Linked DNA regions of Homo sapiens: regions 1 and 3 are each linked to region 2. The links are chromatin loops, found by intact Hi-C in ENCODE. Cell type or tissue: GM12878. All regions are shown on one strand. Each heading gives the region's core, and the rest is flanking DNA. Links, peaks and the distances in the headings are about the cores only. Region 1 overlaps RYBP (RING1 and YY1 binding protein). Region 2 overlaps LINC00870 (long intergenic non-protein coding RNA 870). Region 3 overlaps LOC105377161 (a long non-coding RNA gene).

What was found. Peaks named below come from ENCODE experiments on the same cell type or tissue, not always from the same donor. Only the 100,000 strongest peaks of a DNase experiment are listed, where the experiment ranks them.
Region 1: a loop joins it to region 2, with 4 times the contacts of the local background. A loop is called at or near these places in 1 of 110 quality-filtered maps.
Region 3: a loop joins it to region 2, with 2.4 times the contacts of the local background. A loop is called at or near these places in 1 of 110 quality-filtered maps.

Annotation. Positions count from the first base shown.
Region 1 is chr3:72,423,639-72,431,764 of GRCh38, forward strand. The region is part of intron 1 of RYBP (RING1 and YY1 binding protein); the gene reads right to left. Among named protein-coding and RNA genes, the nearest start is that of RYBP, 19 kb to the right of the region's middle. In GM12878, for the core only: no CTCF peak of the experiment used is centred there; a DNase peak (open chromatin) is centred at 3,211; H3K4me3 peaks cover 642 bases; H3K27ac peaks cover 1,009 bases.
Region 2 is chr3:72,161,444-72,169,569 of GRCh38, forward strand. The region is part of intron 2 of LINC00870 (long intergenic non-protein coding RNA 870); the gene reads left to right. Among named protein-coding and RNA genes, the nearest start is that of LINC00870, 14 kb to the left of the region's middle. RefSeq lists enhancers at 1,301-1,350, 1,371-1,470, 2,471-2,740, 3,251-3,360. In GM12878, for the core only: no CTCF peak of the experiment used is centred there; DNase peaks (open chromatin) are centred at 2,868 and 2,988; H3K4me3 peaks cover 590 bases; H3K27ac peaks cover 2,815 bases.
Region 3 is chr3:72,678,887-72,687,012 of GRCh38, forward strand. It overlaps LOC105377161 (a long non-coding RNA gene), which reads right to left. Exons shown (of 11, transcript XR_940962.3): 4 at 6,809-6,921; 5 at 5,836-5,911. Among named protein-coding and RNA genes, the nearest start is that of SHQ1, 170 kb to the right of the region's middle. In GM12878, for the core only: no CTCF peak of the experiment used is centred there; a DNase peak (open chromatin) is centred at 4,385.

The DNA.
Region 1 (8,126 bases), core at 1,293-6,292, 260 kb after region 2:
CGATGGCTCCCACCTGTAATGCCAGCACGTTGAGAGGCCGAAGCCAGATGGCATGATGGCTTGAGGCCAGTTCCAGACCAGTGTAGTCAATACAGTGAGATCCCATCTCCACCCCCCTGGCCCCCCAAACAATTAGCCAGGCATAGTGGTGCATTAGTCCCAGCCACTCAAGAGGCTGAGGCAGGAGGACAGGTTGAGCCCAGGAGTTTGAGGCCACAGTGACCTGTGACTGCACCACTGCACACCAGCCTGGGCCACAGAGCAAGACCCAGACTAAGGAAAAAAAACCCTCAGCAAATTAATACAGAAAGGAATTCCCTAAACCTATTTAAATGTTTACTACAGCTAACATTACACTTACTAATACAAGAACGTCCACTCTCAAAACTTCCATTCAACACTGTATTGGAAGTTTTAGCTAGCACAACAGGCAAGCGAAAGAAATAAAAGGTGTCCACATTGGAAGGAAAGTAAAAATTGTCTCAATTCAAAGACAAAATTGTCTATGGAGAAAATTCTACAGAATCTACAAAAAAAAGTTCCTAGAACCTATTAAGTTTAGCCAAGTTACAGGAAACAAGATATACAAAAATAATCTGTATATAAACTACCTGGAAACAACCAGAAATTGGCATTTTAATAGTAACATTTACACAGTATCGAAAATATGAAATAGTGATAAATCTAACAAATGAGACTGAAAACTACAAAACACTGCTGAAGGAAAACCTAAATAAATGCAGAGATACCTATGTTCACGGATTGGAATACTGAGTCCAATGTTTTGGATTTTCAGTTTTTCCCAAATGTATCTATATCTGCAATGCATCCTAATAGAAATGCCAGCAGCATCCCTTTTATGTCGAAATTGACAAGCTAATTATAACATTTTAAAGGAGATGCAAAGGATGTAGAATATCCAAAATAACTCTAAAAAGAATTGAAGGTCTTACACTTCTCCTAATTTTCAAGACTTATAAAGCTACATTATTTAAGTAATAGTACTGGTGTAAAGAAAGATCAATGAAACAAAATGAAGAGACTCACACATATACAGCCCATTGATTTTCAAAGATACAAAGGCACTTCAATAAGGGTAATTTTTTTCAATAAATGGTGCCAGGACAATTAGATAGCAGTACGTTTAAAAAAAAAAATGAACTTACCTCACCCTTAGAAATATGTATTCAAATATTACCTCGAAATGGATCCAAGTACTTAATATAAGAGCTAAAATTATAAACCTTCTAAAGGTAAAGCTATGAGAAAATCTTAGTGTTCTTGGGTTTGGTAATGATTTTTTTAACTATCACACAAAAAGCAAAAGTTAAGTGTGCTCTTCAAAAGACACTCTCAAAATATATACATGAATCTAGGATAAAGGACAATTCAGTAATGCCAAACAACCAAATTGAAAAATGAGTAAACAATATGAAGACATTTAAAAAATATACAGGGGGCCACCAGGCCCAGTGGCTCATATCTGCAGTCCCAGCACTTTGGGAGACCAAGGCAGACGAATCCCTTGAGGCCAGGAGTTTGAGACCAGCCTGGCCAACATGGCGAAACCCCATCTCTACTAAAAATACAAAAATTAGCCAGACATGGTCACGCATGCCTGTAGACACAGCTACTCGGGAGGCTGAGGTGGGAGAATCGCTTGAACCCAGAAGGCAGGGGTTGCAGTAAGCCAAGATTGCGCCACGGCACTCCAGCCTGGGCGACAGAGTGAGACTCCGTCTCAAAATAAGCAAATAAATAAATAAAAATACAGGTGGCAAATAAGCACGTGAGAACAGGCTCAACATCACTAGTTATTAGGGAAACAGAAGATAAAACCACAATGAGCTACTTTACCACTAGACACCTGCCACCAGCCTAAAATTAAACAGACTGACCATATCAAGGCTGGCAAGGATATGAAGAAACTGGAGTTCATACAGTGCTGGTAGGATTTCAAGTGATACAACCACTTTGAGAAACAGCTTGTTTCTTAAAAAGTTAAAAATACCCAGCAATTCCACTCCTAGGTATTTACTCAAGAGAAGTAAAAGCATATGTCCACACAAAGACTTGTTTAGGGATGCATACAACAGCTCTATCTGTAAGAGCTAGAAACTGCAAAAAACTCAAATGTCCCTCAACAGGTGAACGGACAGTTAAATTGCAGATTGTTCACCCAATGGAATATTATTCAGCAATAACAAAATAAACACTGATTAATCTCAAATAACCATGATAACTGAAAGAAGGCAAACCAAAAAAAAAAAAAAAAACGCATACACTATTATCTTTATATAAAATTCAAGAAAATGCAAACTAATCTATAGTGACAGAAAGCAGATTAGTGGCTGCCTGTGACAAAGGAACAGGAAGGAGGAATTACCAAAAGGCAGGAGAAATCTTTTAGGGGTGACAGATGTGATCATTATCTTCACAGTGGTAGTTTCCCAGGTAATATTTTAAAAGTAAAGTTACTTACATGCCAATTACACTTTAATAAAGCTGAAAAATTTTAAATAAGGATGGCAAATGCTGTGTTTTTATGCTGGCTGCAGTATAATACTTGTTGGATTTTCTTAAATACAGAGACTAAATAATTCAAAATTACACATTAGTCTACAGCATTTACTTTAGACAAGTTTTACCAGGAGATAAAATCCAACTGTTTAATATTATTTGATGATGTAGTATAGAAATGCAACAAATAAATTCTATTTTTGTACAACAAAGTATTTTACCACTAACTTGTATTTTCAAAATGCTCTATCTTCATTCCTGGGTAATTTTAACTGGCAACAGATTGTAACATTGTAGCAGTAAATTCAGTATGAATATCATCATTACCATTACACACACAAACACAAAAAATACACCTCATAAATTAAAACATGTATCTCTTCAGAAACAACCCATGTTGCCAGTTTCACCAAGGCATGAAGTAGTTTTCGTGATGACTGGAAGAGATAATCAACCTAGCATATTTACACTGGAACACAGCTTCATATATTTTGAATATATTTCCCATATTCCCAACAATAAAGTAATCCTACTCTTCCTATCTTCACACCAGTATCTGGTCCAAAGTCTTTCTTATCTACCACAAGATAGAGAAGAAACAAAGCCTGAGTTTACTCAAAAGTCAACTATCTAGTTAGTTCTTTCTTCCTTCATGTCATCTGAAAGTTTCTGTGGGCAGGATATAGGGAGAAGTATGACTTGTTTCACTACTTTTGAGTCTCTGAATCTTCAAAGGCCAGAGGTAAGGAAAGAAAAGCAAATCAACTTTATTTGCCAGAAGTCTTTTTTTGGTTTAATTTTAGGGCTTGGGTGGGTTTTTGTTTTTGATTGAGGGGGGGCGCATCTTTGAGGGAGAAAATAATGAAAAGTTTAATGATTAAAATAAATTAGTGTTTAGATGAGGAACTTTCCAATCATATAAGACAACTGAAAACTGGCAGCTACACTAATTGTTCTGCATTCATCACTCTCACATTGCTTTTGCAGTAAAGCAGCAGAGACCAACAAGCCTTGTTTCCTCTGATTCTAAACAGCCTGTGACAAGAATCAGATATGTGTTCATTCATATACGTAGAAGAAATATTGCACAACTCAATGCAAATATTCACTAACCTGAAGGTCAAATTATGTCCTCCATCACAGAAATATAGAAGAATTTTGGTTTATCTATACACTAAAGATATTATGACTCTAAAGAACAAGCCATCAGTCAAAAAGCCCACTTTCTTAGAGGAAAAAATATATAAACACAAGAACACCACAAGTATCACTCTCTTATAGATGAAATTTACAGCCAGGCGTGGTAGCTCATGCCTGCAATCCCAGCTCTTTGGGAGACTGAGGCAGGTGGATCACCTGAGGTCGGGAGTTTGAGATCGGCCTGACCAAAATGCAGAAACCCCATCTCTACTAAAAATACAAAATTAGCCAGGCATGGTGGCGCGTGTTTGTAATCCCAGCTACCTGGGAGGCTGAGGCAGAAGAATCGCTTGAACCAGGAGGCGGAGGTTGCGGTGAGCTGAGATCCTGCCATTGCCCTCCAGCCTGGGCAACAAAAGTGAAACTTCGTCTCAAAAAAAAAAGAAATGAAATGAAATCTACAATCCCGATAGGTTTACTCAGTTATATGGAGGAAGTCAGAAGGTCAGCTCTTATCTCTTTCCTCTAAAGTCTGATTCATTAGCAGATTAGAAAAAGTTAAAATGACAAGGGAACTACACAAAAATATCCAAGATGTATTTGTCATTGTGTTAGTTTGTAGGGTTTTTCCACTTCACCACACTGCCTATTAACCGAGAAGTTAAGAGAATACAAACTACTGTAAGTATGAATTTTGCTTTATAGACAAGATAGCTGAATAGGAATTACAAATAAATCTCTCATTCCTAAAGCATTATTTAATATAAAACTCTATTGCCTGGATAAATGATAGCGGAATAGGAATAGATAATTAGGTGGTATTTACTTGACAAGATCATTAAACTGAGAACAAAAACTTCCAGGGATACCTAAGCTAAAAAGTACACTTTAAAAGATTGTATTGGCCACCAAGAAAAACAACGCATTATCTTTACACCAAAGTTCTCTGAGCATGTTATGAGGGTAATAAAATTAATTCTGAAAATACATCTTTCAAAACCACAAAAGGATCAAAATTATTCATGGCATTACCAGTTGATTTAACTATTAGGATTAAATCTAATATTAAATTAGCAAAAATCCCCCAATCTAGGGATCAATCTAGTCACTGTGTACTAAATTTATTCACTTCTATATAGATCATTTCCTAATTCTAATTTTTTTTAAACTAGGTACTGAAGATTACAGAAGTTTCTACATAACATCTATGGAGAAACTAACTTTGTAGTTGAGCATTAGTCTCCACACATACTGTGCCCCAAAAATTAAGTGCTTACTAATGTCTAATAAATTAACTTAAAACATAAAAAAAAAATTTTAATCAAAACATTCCAATTCATCAGGAAAAATGTCTTCTCTCATAAAACTTACTAGATAAAAGAGGTCTGAAAATACTAATGAACAATTCAGAGGCTTCATTTATAAAACAGTACCAGCTGAAGAGGAAGATTATCTAGGAGGTGGCTCCTGAAAAAGGAGAGAGAAAATTCCGGTATCTAAATTATTTATCAGTTCAAACAATTATCTAGCCCAAGAGAACTACAACTATTCTGAGTCCTATTCAGCTGCAAAATCTCATGAAGAATACAGACTTCACGATTTTCTCAATTTTCATCCCCTTTGCTTCCTTACACTGTATTCTGACTCTAGACCACTCTAGTCGCTCTGTTTCTGAAACTTTCAGCCAGAGAGTACAGAGCAGAAGAGAACTTCGGAAGGCATTCTATGGGAGCTCTACTAAGAGGGATCACCGTTTTAAAACAGACAGTGCTTCAGAAGAATCCTATTTAGCAATCAACTGTTGTACCTGTTATGAACAGAAAAGCAGGCATGAACTTCAAAGAGAGACAGACAATCAAGGGAATCATCTTAAGAGTAACAAAAGAGATGATGCACAGAGTAAAACTAGAAACTGAAGTGAAAAAGGAAAGTAGTGTAGCAGTATTTCCAAGGCATTTCCCAAAGGTTTTAAATGAATAAACCTATTTGCAGAGGGGGTTAGCCAATATATCACACAATTATTTTAAAAAGTAAACATTTTAAATAAGAAATCAGAAGAACAGACTGCCCTCTAAATACATTTGAAGAACACAAAAGCAGCATAGTAAGACCTTGCCTCTAAAGATTCAACAGGTTACAGTCTCTATCCCTGAGAGCCTCATACGGGGCGGATATGGAGCAGCAAATGTGAACACGAAATTCCAGTACAACATGATTGTGTGGTACGGTAAGTATATCACAAAGTGCTTCAATGATCACAAAAGACAAAAATCAAGGCCCAGCAATGGCTCATGCCTGTAATCCCAGCACTCTGGAAGGCCAAAGTGGGAGGATCATTTGAGGCCAGGAGTTCAAGACCAGCCTGGACAAAATGGGGGAGACCCCCATCTCTCAAAAAAAGAGAAAAAAATTAGCTGGGTATGGTGGCACATGCTTGTAGAGTCCCAACTACTTGGGAGGCTGAGGTGGGAGGATTGCGTAAGCCCAGGAGTTCTGAGGCTACAGTGGGCTTTGATCACACCACTGCACTCCAGCCTGGGCAAAGAAGCAAGATCCTGTCACAGAAAAAAAAAAGAATCAAGGAAGGTTTCCCCAAAGAGTTACCACGAGCTGGGTCTTGAAGCAGAAGCTAGCATTTACCACGGTAGCAAAGAGGTAAGTCTTCAAGCAGTTCTAGAAGTACATGTGGCAGGCAGCACAGTGGCATAAAAGAACATGTTCAGACACTGAACAGTTTGACCAGAAAGTGCATGCTAAGAAGGGCAAGACCTCTTTGGGCAATGAGGCAGTATATCCAGGGTTTTTTAAGCACACTACATGATCTATGTGCTTTCTAGAGATATCTCTAGGCAGCACAACAGACTAGACTTGGCAGAACAGTTTCAAGGCTACTGCAATGGTACAGGTCTGGGCAATACAGGCTTGTAATTAAGAATTGAAATAAAAAATGAAATATAATGAGAACCTAAATTAAGGTAGTCGCAGCAGGGATACTGGACAAATAAAGTCAGCAGAATTTGGTGTCAGACTGAATGCTAGGGATGGGTATCAAAAAATGTTAAGCAGGAAAAACACCCAATGTACACCTGTTCTATTAGAACCAAGCTTTGCTATGGAGCATGATTCAGTATTAACCATTTCAGTAATAAAAACACTTTTCAAAAAAAAAGATGTATCAGTGTCATTCTTTTAATTAATATAACCAAGGTCTAAGTAAGAACAGCCTTAGGGCTGCAGTACACCTGTTTATACTTGAAAACACTAGCCTTCCATACCAGGTGTTCTGTCCTGAAGCCCTCATCTCAGAGATCCTGAAAAGGAGACTGACTGAATCTTGTCTTTGGTCAGTCTGCATTGAGTTTAATTTCTTAGAATGGGGCAAAGATTTGTTAACCCCTGAATGAAGATTTCCAAATTAAAACCTTAATTATAACTTAAATAAGAAAACCGTTCAGCTACACATAAATAACACTACCAAAAATTTTTAAGATAAAGCTTTCCTCTTTAGAAGTCACAAAATGCGGCCAGGCACGGTGGCTCATGCCTGTAATCCCAGCACTTTGGGAGGCCGAGGTAGGTGGATCACCTGAGGTCAGGAGTTTGAGACCAGCCTGGCCAACATGGCAAAACCCCGTCTCTATTAAAAATACAAAATCAGCTGGGCATGGCGGCAGGCGCCTGTAGTCCCAGCTACTCAGGAGGCTGAAGGAGGAGAATCACTTAAACCCGGGAGGTGGAGGTTGCAGTGAGCCGAGATCGCACCACTGCACTCCAGCTTGGGCAACAGAGCGAGACTCCATCAAAAACAAGGAAAGAAAGAAAGAAAGAAAGAAAGAAAGAAAGAAAGAAAGAAAGAAAGAAAGAAAGAAAGAAAGAAAGAAAGAAAGAAAGAGAAAGAAAGAAAGAAAGAAAGAAAGAAAGAAAGAAAGAAAGAAAGAAAGAGAGAAAGAGAGAAAGAGAGAAAGAGAGAAAGAGAGAAAGAGAGAAAGAAAGAAAGGAAAGAAAGGAAAGAAAGAAAGAAAGAAAGAAAGAAAGAAAGAAAGAAAGAAAGAAAGAAAGAAAGAAAGAAAGAAAGAAAAGTCGTCACAAAACGCATGAATATCTATACAACACATTGGGGGAGAATAAATGACAAATTATCTTCTCTATATATTTGTAGACAAGTAACTTGGCACTGTAAAATTTTAAGAGTCATCTTACTGTATGACAAATTGCCCAAACTGACATAACACAGTATTTTAGAACTGGAAAAGACATAGACATCATCTAGTTCTGGCCAGGCTCAGTGGTTCATGCCTGTAATCCCAACACTTTGGGAGGTCAAGACAGAAGGATCACTTGAGGCCAGGAGTTCAAGACCAGCCTGTGCAACATATCAAGACTTCATCTTTACAAAAAAAAAAAAAAATTTAACCAAATTAAATTGTGCCTGGTGGCACAAGCCTGTAGTCCTAGCTACTTGAGAC
Region 2 (8,126 bases), core at 981-5,980:
CATTTTTTATGGCTGTGTAGTATTCCACAATGTATACGTACCACATTTTCTTTATCCAGTCCACCATTGATGGGCATTTAACTTGATTCCATGTCTTTGCTATTGTGAATAGTGCTGCAATGAACATTCAAGTGCATGTATCTTTTTGGTAGAATAATTTCTTTTGGATATATACCCAGTAATGGGATTGCTGGGTTGAATGGTAGCTCTGTGTTAAGTTCTTTGAGAATTTCTCTTCTTTATAATACATTAATCCAGGCTTTCTCCACCTTGGCACTATTGACATTTTGGGCCAAATAATTCTTTGTTTTAGAAGACTGTCCTACACCCTGTAAGATGGCTAGTGGCAACCCTGACCTCTACCCACCAGAGGCCAGTTGCACCTCCCTGGCCCCTGGCCAGGTTGTAACAACTAGCAATGTCTTCAGATTGGAGGCTGGTTGAAAACCCCTGCATTCATCTGACCAGGCCCCTTGCTGGCTTACAATTCTTCAAGTTTCCCATAGTTTTTCTGGATAAAAGCAAAACTCCTTTGCTGGATCTATAAAACCTTCAATGATATGGCCCTGCTAATATAATTCAAGACACTTGTCTCTAGCCAGCACCCTCCCCAACGCCCAGAGAAAAAAATAATAGCTGACAAATACTGAGTACTTCCTAAGTGCGAGGCATTGTTCTAAGTATAAGTGCACTCCAAGGGTCACCATCTGTATGTCATAGCTGAGAAAATTGAAGTCTCTAGAGTTTAAGAAATGTGCGCAGGGCCACATGGTTAGCCCCTGGCAGATCTCCAGTTTGAATCCTGGCATTCTGACCTTGCCCCCAGCCCCTTTGCTTAACATACATAATAGGAACGATCGTTGCTCGAGCTTCTATCAATGCCGTTCCCTGAGGATGAAGCCCCACCCTGCTTCTCTGCACCGCTGACTCCTCTCACCCTCACTGTTCCCGGACAGTGGAGACAGCGTCTCTTTCGTTGCTCATCAAATCCTATGCCTGGCACAGCCCCAAGCTCAGCCAGTGTTTGTAACTCACCGGGTGTGTCAGCCCAGGACTCACCTCTCCTGGCAGGGCTGTCTTCATAAGGGATGATTTGCTTGACCAAAACAAACTCACTTGCGCTAACTTAAACACAGGGAAAGCAATCCTGAGGAGTTAGGTTATCTTGCAGGTCACAAGGACAAGAATTCATCTGGGTATCCTCTAGTTTAAGACTAGAAATTCCTCACAACAGACTGGTGCTGGGAATTGGAAAGCTGGCAGGAAGCAAATGGGCTCTTCCTCCTCTCTCTTTGGGTTCTTAAGGAGCACTTTTCTCCTTCTCTGCTTCATTTGCCTGCTTTTTGCTGTAGACCAGCCCCCAGCTCTCTGTTTGCACACCAGAACATGTGACTCCCAAATGCCTCCCCAGCACGGCCACCCCAACCACCCCAGCACAGGCAGCTCCAGCCCAAGTCTATGCACCTTAAAGGTTTAGTCCACGAAGCGACTTGATTTGTAAGTCTGAGCCCTAAGGCCAGGTCACTGGGAGGGAAATCCCATTGGCCCTGCTTGGTCAGGGGGTCACAACCTGGCTACAGATGACTCACTGGGGACTCTGGGAATAATCTCTCTCAAAAGGTAAAGTGGACAGGGACAGAGAAGATGATTAAGAAAGGAATAGAAATCCAGGGGAGGCCAGGCGCGGTAGCTCACACCTGTAATCCCAGCACTTTGGGAGGCGAGATGGGCAGATCACTTGAGGTCAGGAGTTCGAGACCAGCCTGGCCAGCGTGGTGAAACCCCCATCTCTACTAAAAATACAAAAATTAGCTGGGTGTGGTGGTACATGCCTGTAATCCCAGCTAGTGGGGAGACTGACTCAGGAGAATAGTTTGAACCCGGGAGGCAGAGGTTGCAGTGAGCCAAGATCACGCTACTGCACTCCAGCCTGGGCAACAGAGCGAGACTCCATCTAAAAAAAAAAAAAAAAAAAAAAAGAAGAAAGAAAGAAAGGCAGGGGAAAATTGAAAATTATGACAGAGGAAACAATGAGGTGAAAGAAAGGCCCAGTGTCTCAGATCGCCCTGGCTGTCCCCTGAGTTGAGGACACATCTCTTTCCTCCTTCTAAGAAGAGGCCTTGTCACTTTGTTCTTGCTGGCAGAGCTGGAAAGGCTTGAAGGAGACCACCCAGTGAGGTCACCACACAGTCCTCTTTGCTGCCCCCCATCCTCCCTGCTTTATGGTACCCAAGTCAGGGCTGCTGACCAACCACTGAGTGTCTTGACAAGTCTCAGAGAAGAGATGGACAAGGTACAAAAGTCCTCCGGCTGTTCGGCTGGGAATGGGCTCCCTAATTATGTTCTCAGCCCATACGCCCTGTGGCCACAGCTTCCAGTTAACTAGCAGCAGCCAGAGGGGTGGGGCAGGGGCAGACAGACCAGGTTCCAGGTAATTGTGGCCAAGCCGGAGCTGAACACAGAATGTGGAGGGTGTGCTGGCTTCTGGACACCCCAGATTATGGCTCTGGTGTTGTGTCTATATGATGCAACCAGGGTGTGTATCTTCCCCCCAGGGAAAGGCCCTCCCCACTCCAACCACCACCACAGGTGGTGTGGAGAACTTGCTAGATGCACGCAGTATCTTCTTCCTCCTTCTCAGGGGCCCTGCTGAGCCCAGAAGACCTAATTATATTTAGCGGGTTGCAGTTTAGGACTTGCGGTTAGGCAGGAAAGTGTGTGATTCTCCAAGTGTGGTTCCCCCTAATACCTGCATCTGAATCCCCTGGGGAGCTTATAAAAATGCAGCTTTCTGGGCCCCACCTTTGACCTATAGAATCAGAATCTCTGGATTGGTGGGGCCCAGGAGTCTGTACTTTAATAAACTTACTCTCTCCCCTCTGCTGCACATCAATCGTGTGCACACCAGTGATTCTGTTGTACTCAAAAGTTTAAGGACCGAAAATCACTGGCACAGTGGTTAAAAGCTTGGTGTCTAAACTTGGAGCCTGACTCTCTTATTAGCTGGCCCTGTGGCCAAATTAGTTACGATGCTTCATCTCAGTTCCCTCACCTGTAAAATGGGCATAAACACAGCATGCATGTCATAGAGTTACTGGAAGCACTCAGTGCCCTTAGCTGTAAATAGTGAGCACTGCCTAATGATAGCTGTCATGCTTTGTTGTGGTGGAGGACAGAGAGGATATGAAAGCTGTGAAGGCCAAAGACTAGAAGCCAACCCAGACTTAAGTCTAGAGCTGGCGGACTGGGGTGCCAGGGAAGAATGATCTCTGAGCAGAGCACAGCAAAGATGAGATGTCATCCAGGGCAAGGCCCAGAGGAGGTCACGTGCTGTAAAGTCCCTGCAGTGAGACAGCATGGGGCACCTAGGGACGAGAGCCAGACACAGTCAAGGGCAAGAAAGACAGGTAGGCAGGAGCCAGACTGGGAGAGGCCTGGTAGACCAAGGCGTGGGCACTTGATCCTGTGAATGATGAAGGGTCATGTAGGTTACATTTGCACACTGTTACACCTTTAGACACGGGCACCTGAGGTTCTTGCTTAGGGTGTGATTTATAGGGCTCTACCCTGGAGCCCACTGCCTCCCCGACAACCTGGTTGAGGAGTGGTGATACCTAAGGATTCGCCACCTGGAACCTACATCCACTTCTTTATGCATCATGCTTTACATACTTGGAACTCCTGCTCCAAACATCCTGAGCCTACCTTTAGGGTCTGTGCACACCTCTTTCTCTTGTCCCTCTTCCTTCTCCAGGGAGGCTGCTACAGCTTTTGTCCAGCAGGCCAATCTGAGAGGCAACCGTGTGTGTACAGGAGGGGTGGGCAACTCTTGGACTTGCAGTCTGTGGGGTCCACATGCGTGGGGCTGGAGATGGGCCTTGCACCCTCCTTTGTGCTCTTCTCCCAGGTTGCAGTAGGTATCGGGGCAGGACTGCTGCAGATTTGCTCTCTGGCTTGCCAGAAGGGAATGGACTAGGCGAGGCCTCCAGACTCAAGGCCTGCAGACCTGTTATGAGCCTGTTGCCAAAATCCCAGCCAAAGAAAATGGTGGCTTCTGGCTAAGTTGTGGTGGCTAGGAGTGGGGGAAGGTGACTGATTCAAGAACTATTCAGTAGGTGGCCTCATACTGTTCCCTGTCTTGTCTTTGACTGCTCATGGGAACCAATCCACCATTCCACAGGGAGGAGGAGAAAGTAATTTGAAGCTAGCAGGGTTAGATGCAGAAACAATAGGCTTATCCAGACTATACAGAAAAAGGTAAAAGAAAAAAAAATCAGTGACACACAAAAGCTAATACAATATTACCTCACTTGCAGAAGAGCATTGCTGAAAGACAGGACCTCTGGTGCATGGCAAAGACTGAAGAAGAGAGAAGTTGGGGAGGGAAGCTTTGAGTTTATGTGAGACTAAGGCTAGGTAGCAATCTCATGCCTTCTCATTGCTGCCAATGAAAAAATTTTAGCTTGCCATCAAAAAACAGAATTTCTGGAAAACTTATATCCTCCACTATGTGCTTGACAGCTTCCCCATGTTTGAAGACTCTTCTGATAAGATCAGTGTGGATATGAACACATGCGACCTTTTGATATTATGTAACAAAATGTGTCAACATTTGGTAGATCTGCAGAACTCTGTGAACCAATATTTTCCAAATAGTTGATATAATGTTATAGAATCACACATGGGTAAAAGGTCCATTTAAAACACAACATAGACAGATTGATTTTAATATGATAAAATATAAAAGCTCACTGATAGGTTTTCAGATTTCATGTTGCATCTAACCAGTACAAAAACTACCACTTGTTGAGTTTTGGTATAGTATCACAAAGGAATAGCCACAGTTATCTGAAGAGGGTATTAAAATCGTCCTTTCGTTTCCAACTGTGTGAAGCTGAATTTTTAAATACATTTTAACCAAAACAACGCATCCCAATAGATTGAATGAAGAACATATATGGGAATCTGGCTGTCTTCAATTAAGACAGAAGCTGAGGCCAGGCATGGTGACTCAAGCCTGTAATCCCAACACCACCTTGGGAGGCTGAGGTGGGAGGATTACTTGAGCCCAGGAGTTCAAGAACAGCCTGGGCAACATAGTGAGTCCTTGTCTCTGCTAAAAAAAAAAAAAAAAAAAAAAAAAAATTGTGTGGTGTGCACCTGTAGTCCCAAATACTTGGGAGGCTGAGGCAGGAGGATGATCGCTTGAGCCCAGGAGATCGAGGCTGCAGTAAGCCGTGATCGTGCCAGTGTACTCCAGCCTGGGTGACAGAGCAAGACCTTGCCTCAAAAAGAAGAAAAAAGAAAAGATTAGATTGGCAAAAATGTAAAAACAATACAACTTTATTTTACTAACTTTTAAGAAAATATAGTTATTTTTCATAAAAATATGATACACATGTTAACATATAAGGGGTTTATTATTGTTATTCTAATGAGTTAATAAATATTTTAAATACATATTTTTAAAAACATTCTTTGGGCTCATGTAGTTTTAAAGGTATAGGGTTCTGAGGCCAAAGTGTGAGAACATCCATTCAAACTATTTCTTGGAAAAATCTCACTTTTTCACTTAAAACGGTATCAAGGATATCTGTTCAAATATAATATCTAATAATATAAATAATGCTACCTTTTTAGTACTTAGAGTATGCCCAGAAATTGTGCTAAGCAGTTTGCAAGCATCAACTCATTTCCATTTACTCTTTACAAAAGAACCTGTGTGAGGTAGGTACATGTACCCCAATCTGCAGATGAAGGCACAGAGAGGTTAAACTGCTTGCCCAAGGATACACAGCTACTTAGGTGATCCAGCCAGTTTTGAACTCAGACACTCTGACTCTAGAGCCCGCATGTTTCGTAGTAACCAAAAGTATGGAAGTCCCAAGATGTCTGTGAATAAATATACCTTGAGTAGGTTTTAAGGACTAAAGTGGTATATAGGGCTTTGCTTAGGAAAAATTGCAACATAAATTTGGGTAGGTGATTTATGTAGCCATGAATCTTTCTCACCATAAGTAATCTGTGGTCTTGGTGTACCTGTTGTGTTTTTGCACAGGCCTTCTAGCACCCCCCAAAAAACTGAAAGACCAGAGAAGATTAGCTGTTCACCTGCACACTCTTTTGAGACTCTCGGTGAATACCAAGGGTTTCCCTGCCAAACTGTGAAGAATGCCTTCTCTAACCCACTTCAATCCACCTTCTGTCTTCTTATCTGCTGTTTCATAACCCCATAGTTTTCCTGTAGCCATGTATCCCAATTGGTAATGATCTGTTTGTCAACTGGATTGCTCAGATCCCTGCTCCCCGACTAGATCACGTCAGGTCTAGTTGCTCCTTGAGAACAGGGAACCTGGCTGTTTGCATTCATCCTTGTGTCCTCTGAACCTAGGACAGTGCCCAGTACACTGTAGCTCTCGTAAATGCTGGTTGAGTGAATGACTGTGAAGTAGATACTCTCAGAGCTCTGCACCTAACCCCTTCACTGTTTCTGTGCACACCAGCTCCTGAGGGACTCTGTTTCCTACCAGTCTGTCCCTGCACTTCTTCATTAGGGGCTGCTCTCAGGCAGCTAGAGCCTTGCTGCACCAGTCAAGTGCTGGCGATGCCTGAAAATGTATGCCCCTCTGGGGACAGCCCTTAACCAGTGACAGGTGGTGAGAATTGCAAGTAGAAATACTTCGTCATATCACCCCTCATCAGGACACCCAAGATGCACCCCGTTTCCGAAGGTTCCCTGCAAGATTGAATCTAAAGTACCCTTCCTGGCAGGGGTCTCCAACCCCCAGGCCATGGACCAGTACCTGTCCATGGCTTGTTAGGAACCAGGCCGCACAGCCGGAGGTGAGGCTGGTGAGAGAGTTAATTTTCACCTGTATTTACGGCCACTCCCCAACACTTGCATTACCACCTGAGCTCCACCTCCTGTCAGATCAGCAGCAGCATTAGATCCTCACAGGAGCGCAAACCCTATTGTGAACTGCACATGCAAGGAATCTAGGTTGCCCGCTCCTTATGACAATCTAATGCTGGATGATCTGTCACTATCTCTCATCACCCCAAGATGGGACTGTCTAATTGCAAGAAAACAAGCTCAGGACTCCCGCTGATTCTATATTATGGTGAGTTGTATAATTATTTCTTTATATATTGCAATGTAATAATAATAGAAATAAAGTGCACAATAAATGTAATGTGCTTGAATTGTCCCAAAACCATCTCCTCACCCTCCTGGTCCACGGAAAAATTGCCTTCCATGAAACTGGTCCTTGGTGCGAAAAAGGTTGGGGACCGTTGCTTCATGGGACTTGGCTTGCCACTATACCCCTGCTTGCTCCCTTCCCCTTCCCATCTGACTTCCCCACCACCCTGTGTTTTTCCCTGCAACACTTCCTCATACAGCAGGCATATCTTTGCCTCTGGGTCTGCTCCTGGGAAACTAGACCTAAGACAGTTTGGAACTGTGTCTCCCTATGAGGCGTCACCCCTCATGCCTTATAGACACTTCATGTTTGTTGAATGAATGATACCAGGATCTCATTTGTAATCCTAGAGCACTCGGGCAAGATTTAAGGAGTGGAATGGCTAAGAAAGACACTGTTCCAACAATATTCTCTAGAAACCTTGATAATGAAGACCTCTGGGAGAGTGGTATCACCAGTGGAAGGCTGGAGCTGGTTCCTTCTGGCTTGTGGGAGCCAATTGTTCCACATTCTGGAATTTCATAGGCCACTTGTTAGATGCTAAGGAGCTTGAAATTGGCCATGGTAGGAGTATTTACACCACAGAAATTGGCAGATGCTCCAAATCACAGCTATTCCCATCCCTCCTCTACCTTCAGGGAGCCAGTTTACTCCACACCACTGGACATAACCCTTCAGGGTTAACAGGGAAAACCTGTATGATAAATAAAATATAGCATATTGGCTAAAACTATGGGTTCTGTAGCCAGAGAGACCTGGGTTCAACTGTATTGTCATTTATTGATTCTATGACTTTGGCAAGATACTTGATTTCTCTGTTCCTATATTTTCTTCATCTATAAAGCAGGGCTAACACCATTCATCTCTTGACATAATACATATGGTCCTAATGCCTCATGTGTAGAAGCAGCTCCATGAATGCTG
Region 3 (8,126 bases), core at 1,988-6,987, 520 kb after region 2:
GGAATTAAAGGCCTTAGAAGGAGGCTTGCTCTGAAGCAAAAAGAAGGAAACAAAGATCAGGGCTGACATAGGGAGGGAGTAGAAAGAGTGCGGAATGTGTCACGCCCTTCCTCTGCCAGGAGACCTCTGTCTTCCCCTGTGGCTATGATGACAATATGAAGGGATGTTTATTGCTAACACAGCAAAATGTGGTCCAGTGGCCAGGAGTTTCCCTGGCATGATTCATTCATGTTCTGAGCAAATGAACAAGAGTTTGCATTGTTGGAGGGGTTGTGGCACACATAAGGTAGTGGGGCGAAAGTGTGGAGATGTGGCCGCTCGTGTCAGCAGTCGCTGGAGGCAGGTACAGATGCTGCACACTGATGGAGTCCCTGCAAAATCCCCACCTCTCAACTCAGGTTCTGGGAGCCCTGGGGAAACACAATGTGGACCTTGGTTTTACTGTAAAGAATAGCAAGCATGTGTATTCTCTTGGGAAGGGCAGACGGCCTCAGGCCAGCATCTCAGATGCTGCTTTTTAAGCAAGGAGGAGTTTACAAAAAGATAGGAATACAAGCAAAAACAATAGGAAGGATGACTGCAAAAAGGAGGGAGAATTGCTAAGGTAGCAACTTGGGGGATGAGATGCCTGGTGAAATGTCTGAGGGGAAATCAAGTAAACCTCCTCCACCAACTCCACTCCTATGCCCCCATCCCTAGGCAGTTTGTTCCTGCTGGGACCATTCGTTCAGTGCTAGAACTCACAAAACCCTTTCTGACAGGCAAACATAGATAATTTACTGACTCATGTAATTGAAAAGCCCAAGGATTAAATGGTATCAGGCATGGCTGGATCCAGGAGCTCATGAAGTGCTATCAAGACTGTTTTTCTCCCTCTGTCTCTTGGATCTGTTTCTGTCTCTGCTGGCAGGATGTCTCCAGTCCTAATAGGGGTGGTGGCAGCCATCCCTGCCTAAGGGGTGCTTCTCTTTCTCAATAGTTTCCAAAAAATCTCAGGCCTGAGTCTTATTGGCCACGGTTGGGACACGTGCCATCCCCAGAGCCAGGGATAAGGAGTGAGTCCCAGCCAGATCGAGGTGTTAATAGCCAAATGATGACAAATGGCTATTGTACAGACAAAAACAACAGATGTAACCACAGAAGCTGTGTGGATAGCCACAAGATAATAGCACCCCTCCCCCACGAATTTAAACACAGATGCTGGTTGCTAGGGAGGGATGCTGAGGTCAACACACACATTGGTTATTTTCTGAAACAGAGAGAGCTTGGTGGAAAAGATTCCTCTCCTGGCTGGTCGTTGGGAGTTTTCTTGGCAAATCCATTCTGAATCTCCAGAATTAGCAGACCTAGAGGAGGCATGTGAAGACTTTGCTGGAATGCTATTCATTCATTCATCACTCTCTCACCTCCTTCTTATTCTTCAACTCTGCCATCTGCCTTCTTCCCATATATCACAAGGGGAACTGTCCTTATGAAAATTGCCAATGACTCCTCTCTTGTGGATCCTATGGAATTTTGCTCCTTTCCTTCCTGGGTCTCTCAGGAGAACCTTCTGGAAACATGCTTTACCCATGGCTCTGCTCCCATTCTTCCCATCCTCCCACTGTGAGTACATTTACTCCTGTGCCTTCAGTTTCCATCTCTGTATTGGGTCCCAGTCCAAATTTATAGCCAGGACTACTCTGTGAGTTTTGGTCTCCTGAATCCAAATGCCTACTAGAACCTTCACTCTTGGATGTCTCTCTGGCATCTGGAACTAAACGTGTCCAAAGCACTGAACTCCTCCTCAGCCCCGTTTCAAAGCTTGCATCTCCTCCAGAGTTCCCTGCTGGATGCCTAGGACCACTGTCCACGTGCTTACCTGAACCAGAGACTGAGGACAGACAGGCCCAGCCCCCGCCTCAGCCCTACACCATTTAGTCACTAGTCACTAAATCCTCCTTGGAAATATCCCCCCACTTCCTGCCAGCCCCACGGCCCTCTAATGCGGCTCTGGCATCATGATCTCTGCCAGCAATGTCCCAACCTGCCTCCCACTTCCCACGATGTCCACCTCCTCACCCCACATCCTACCACCCACCCTGCAGTCAGATCCTTCCAACATAAATGTGATGGTGCCACTTCCTTAGTGGCTTCCCACCACTCTGAGGGATGAGTCAAACTCCTCCAGGTGACATTTAAGTCCTCCTTATAACCCAGGTCCTGCCTGCCCCTCCAGCCTACTGACTTTTTGCTACTCATCTCTCAAATCTCTCAAACTCTGTGCCCACCATGCTGAACGGCTTGACTCCCACCTTTGCACAGGCTATTACCTCTGTTTGGGGTGCTCTTCCTCCTGCCTCTTCATTTGGCTTCCCCTTCTCATCCTCCAGGGCTCCTCTTACATATAACACCCCCCAGGACAACGTCTCTGACTAAGACTAAGCTAAGTATCTCTCCCAATCAATCAACTCTCTAGGGAAGATGGTACTGGTGTTCAAGTTCTTTTCTTTTCTTTTCTTTTTTTTTTTTTTTTTTTGAGATGGAGCCTCGTTCTGCCACCCAGGCTGGAGTGCAGTGGCATGATCTTGGCTCACTGTAACCTCTGCCTCCTGGGTTCAAGCAATTCTCCTGCCTCAGCCGCCTTAGTAACTGGTACTACAGGCGCCCACCACCACACCTCGGTAATTTTTGTATTTTTAGTAGAGACAGGGTTTCACCATGTTGGCTAGGCGGGTCTCAAACTCCTGACCTCAAATGATCCACCCTCCTCGGCCTCCCAAAGTGCTGGGATTAGATGCATGAGCCACCGCACCCGGCTGTCAAGTTCTTGATGAATGGGAAAGTTTACTGAGAAGAGGAGAGGAAAATCTTTGAGTATATTTTTAGCCAATGAAGACTTTCTTTTTGATACTTACTTTCCAAACAAAAATATATTAATTTCTTACTCTGAGTCAGCGGCACCTGTGCTGGACACAGGTTTGCCAGCAAACAAGACAGACACACGCCTTGCCTTTTAGGAAATTATAATCCAATAGGAAAGACAGATACTAAATTAACAGTTCAGCCAAACTTAATGGGTACTAGCCCTAACTCTCTTGTGGCAGATTGTATTTTCCAAAGATGGCTTCAATATGCTCTCTTTCAATGTGACTAACACTATTCCATTGAGATACAGGATCTGCGTTCCCTGTCCTTGAAACCGGTTGGACTGCTATGACCAATAGAATGTTGTGGAAGTGACACTGAGTGACTTTAAGTCAATAAAAGTTTCCACCAATCTTTATTTCTCTCTCTCTCTCTCTTTTTCTCAGGACTCTCTCCTTTGGGATCCAGTCACCATGTTGTGAGGAAGCCCAGACCACATGGAGAGGCCACATATAGAGGTTCTAGCCAATGACTCCAGCTAAAGCCTCAGTCAACAGACAGCATTCACGTGAATGAACAGGTCTTCAGATGAACCCAGCCCCAAGCCTTTGTCCCTTTCAGCTCAGTCCGCAGACACCAAGAAGCATGGAGAAGCATTTGCCCTATCGAATTCCCAATCCACCGAATCCACGAGTGATTGTTTTATGCCACTAGGTTTTGGAACAATTTGTTCTGCAGCCATGGCAACTATATTACCTCTCTAGGTTTCCTTGCACAAAAGAACACTGGACTGGAAATAAAGTGAGTGGAATATTCCCATCCCTTTCTCTTAATAGCTGTTGACACTCAGTAGCTGTGTGAACTTGGGCATGTCATTTCTCATCTCCAGGTTCTTTATCCTCCCTCCTGAAATACAAGGATAGAGTTGGATGATTTCTAAGACCCTAGGAAGCTTGAAAATTGTATCAACAGAGACTCTTTATGGAATGACCCAATTAAAACCATGTCAATTGATATGGCAAGAGGTGAACTTTTTAACTGAAATTCTTGATTTTTTGTTTTATCTTTCTGGGAGGTGAACTCAACTAAAGCCATTAGGAAAGCAAAAGGGCTCCTTTAATGCATAATTCATGAAAGGAGAGTGGGTTTGACCCAACAGGTCATTTGGAATAAAAATGCCATAAAAATAAAATATGTTATCCCTCCCCTTCTGCCCCCCCACCATCCCTCACACTAGCTAATGGAGGGGAAGAGTGAATTAAACTGGAGTTCAGGTCAAAGGTTTAGTTGATTTATTCCAGAATGGTCATTCCCTCCAGCTGCTCAAGTAACAATAGACATTGCAGATGTTCAGGCAGTTTTGTCCCCACCCCAGGGCCCTTGTCCTGAGTGATAAGTCCCCTCCTCCTTCCCTGGGGAGATGAACTCATTTTCTAATGGCCTGCCCAATTAGGAAGCATATGAGTCTAGCGAGAAGACACCTTGTCTGCTTCAAAAGCTTTGGGGAAATTCCCCAAAGGGCCAACCTGTTTCACAGAGGCAAAGGGAAAAAAAGTAGACAGCCTGTAATTAGTATAATAACCTGTTCAGATTCCACCTGCCTGTGATTTCCCCAGCTTGTTCATCCATTCATGTATTCATTCACTCAGGCAACAAATATTTACAGAGCAGCTGTGATGTGTAAGCCCTGGTGATACGACAGGTCCCCCAGAAGAAGCTAACGATTTGTGTGCAAGCGATTGATTAAGGAAGTGCTCCCAGGGGTGTCTGGCAGGGGGTGGGGGTGGGGGGAGCAGGACAGGGAAGGGAAGACTCCAGTCAAAGGTTGATTTCAAGCAAAGTCCAGGCCTCAGCCTGATCCTTCAGCAAGCTCTGGAGTGTAAAGTATGCCTCAGAGGTTGTCCCAATTCAAAGCAAAGGTGCTAGGCTTTCAGACTTCTGCATCAGACAGTTATGGGTAAAGGCTGCCCTGGTAGAAATGTAAATCCCAGGCATTTCTGACACTGCACATGCAGGCAAATGGGTTCCAGGAGCCTGTGTACAGTATTTTTTCTTCTTTGTTTTAAGCCACAGGTACATGCTAGTACAAGTAAAACAACAAAATAGCCAGGGGCAGACCTTTTCCCACTCTGCCAACCTCTATATATTAGCATTATCTTGCTTCATGGTTGCAAGATGGCTGCAGCCGCTCCAAACTTCCATCCTCTTACAACAATATCCAAAGGCAAGAAGGGTTGGGCAGGCAGCTAGCCCCACCCCTACAGACCTGACTTGCCAGAGAAGAACATTTCTCCAGTACACTTTGCATTGTGTCCTCTTTGTCAGAAGTGGGGCAATGCACCCTTTTTTTTTCAGACAGGGTCTCATTCTGTTGCCCAGGCTGGAGTGCAATGGCACGATCTCGGTTCACTGCAACCTCCGCCTTCCGGGTGCAAATGATTCTCCTGCTTCAGCCTCCTGAGTAGCTGGGATTACAGGCGTGTGCCACCATGTCTGGCTAATTTTTGTATTTTTAGTAGAGACAGGGTTTCACCATGTTGGCCAGGCTGGTCTTGAACTCCTGACCTCAAGTGATCAGCCCACCTAGCACTCCCACAGTGTTGGGATTACAGGCATGAGCCACCGTGCACAGCCTACAATGCACCCTTTTAAACCAATTCCCACCAAAAGGGAATGAGATTACCATGAATAGTTTCCTGGATTGGGAAGAGGTCACCTTCTGTGAGGATCTTGCCCAACTCTTGATACCTAATGGGTATCAAGAGGTGGGCAAAAAAAAAAAAAAAAAAAAACAAACAAAAAGATACCTGATGGGTTCTTGTTATCAAGGAAGAAGAGGGGATAGCTTTTGGGTAAACAATGATCCATGTGTGCTACACTGGTCAATCAGGGCACCATGCTGTCTGGGCTATGGTGATTGGTTCAGGATGGACATATTACTCAAGCCAAGCCAATCAGAGTTAGTCTTGGGAATTTTGCTGTACTCACCAGGAAAAGGATCTTAGTCTTTCCTGAAAGCATCTAGGGTAAGAAACAGGACAGCCATAACAGCACCATGGGAACCCTGAGAATAAAGCCAACACAAAGAGAAAAATGAAGTGGATCCAAGAGAGGGAAAGAGATCAAATCTGGCTGGCTAATTCAGAACCCCTAAATCCAACCTAGGCTGAAGCTAACTCTACCCTTGGGCAGAAAAAAAGTTCCTTTTTGCTAGTTCACCTTGGTTTGTATCTTCTGTTTATTGTACCTAAAAGATTCCTAAGGAGTACAAGTGGCAAACAAGGTAGACAAGCCTGTGCCCTTATGGAGTTCACAGTCAAAACAGGGAGACAGGTACCGGACAAAGAATTACAAGAACAATGTGGGTTACAAAGGTCAAGTGCAGGGGACACGAAGACCACATAAATAAACCGGCCAGCCTAGTGTAGGAATCAAGAAGAGTCCCTGAGGAAATGTGGTTCAAGCTGAGCTTGAAAGGGCAATGGCTGTTTCCCAGCATTAGACTCCAATGTTACCCCTGACTTCACAGACGTAGCAGGGGACAGGCACTCACTGGGGAAGCCTGCTCTGTTTCATTAGGACTGTGCAACTGTTCCACACTCCAACATACCCCTCAGTCTTTCATCCATTCTTCCAACACCCTAATTTGTTCAAAAGCTGCCAAGAATGATCAGATTTTTTTCCCCCTGCACTCCTGTAAAAGCCTTTAGTTCCGGAGAAAGACTGTGATTTCTTTCATGTTTAGGAGTGTTTTCTTTTCTTCTTAATTCCTTCCCTCCCTGTGTAAATTGGAGCAGTCAAATCAGGTCTTGAGGTAGGGAAGGGACCAAAAGAACTCCCAGCCAGGTGCAGGTCATCAGTGAGGCTGAGAGACACTGTAAGTGGGGAAGCCCTGCAGGAAATATGGACCTCACACTCCCCAGATAGAAAAGTCTCTCAGGCCACTCTCTTCGAACCTCACCCAGGGATGTTCTCTGGCATCATGCACTGACTCGGAAGGGAGAAAAGCTCTTGGTCCAAATGTCCCAGTGCCGCTGTGAGCTCCAACAAGTCTCTGAGCTTCAATCTCCTAATCTGCAAAATGGAAAAAATACACACTGAGTCGTACCTGCCTCAGAGGGCTTGGGTGCATCAAAGGTGATGTTGTGAATAGGCCAGGAAGCACGCTCCAGCATCCAGTCATGATCCACAGTCTCACACTTCCATTCGACTAGGGTCCTCAGGCCCCATTCTCCAGCCCCAAGCACAGAGACCAAATCTCCCAGTTCTCTTTCTTTGGGTTCCATGCCACCCATACTCCCATCTCATGTCCACCATGACAGCTTCCAGAGCTAGGCCCAGGACACATGTGCTAATTGGAAGGGTCACTGTTGTGGTTTGCCACCTCAGGTTGGAAGACTTGTGCTCACAGGCTGTCACTTTCATGCTGGAGGCTGACTAATCTGCTCCTTCAAGGGCCCGACTTCACCTTAATTCCAAAATCAAGGAACTTCCGTGGGTTCTTGGACCTTCGTCACTTTAGAAGCCACCATATATCTATCTGTAATGTATATGCGTAGCAACCCCCTAAAGCCAACTCCATGGCACATGATGGAAACAGGGCCCATGGAATTGTGCCACCCAGGGTAGGGCACCTGCAAGGCAATATTTCAACATAGTAACTCTGCCAAGCTACCCTTTGGGCCAGTGGGTATCTTTTCTTTTCTTTTTTTTTTTTTTTTTGGAGAAGGAGTCACACTCTTTCGCCAGACTGGAGTGCAGTGGTGTGATCTCAGCTCACTGCAACCTCCACCTCCCGGATTCAAGCGATTCTCTTGCCTCAGCCTCCCAAGTAGCTGGGACTACAGGCACGCATCACCACACCCAGCTAATTTTTGTATTTTTTAGTAGAGACAGGGTTTCACCATGTTGGCCAGGATGGTCTCGATCTCTTAACCTAGTGATCTGCCCACCTTGGCCTCCCAAAGTGCTGGGATTACAGGCATGAGCCACTGCGCCTGGCCACCAGTGGGTATCTTTACACAGCAGGTCAACCTTGTAAAGCAATTTGTGTTAGTCTTTAGTTGGAGATGGGCAGCAGGGTCTGGTCCTGAGACTGAAACCAGCTAGCTGGGTGGCCTTGGGCAGTCATGGCCTCCTCTCCTCAACTGTCCCCACCTTTCAAACTGTTTCCAAAGCCCTTCAGCCTTTGGAAACAGAAAGGAGATCTTCAGGGGCCTATGGAACCCTGCACACACATCTACCCCCACCTCCCAACTTCAGATAGAGCAGCACCACTT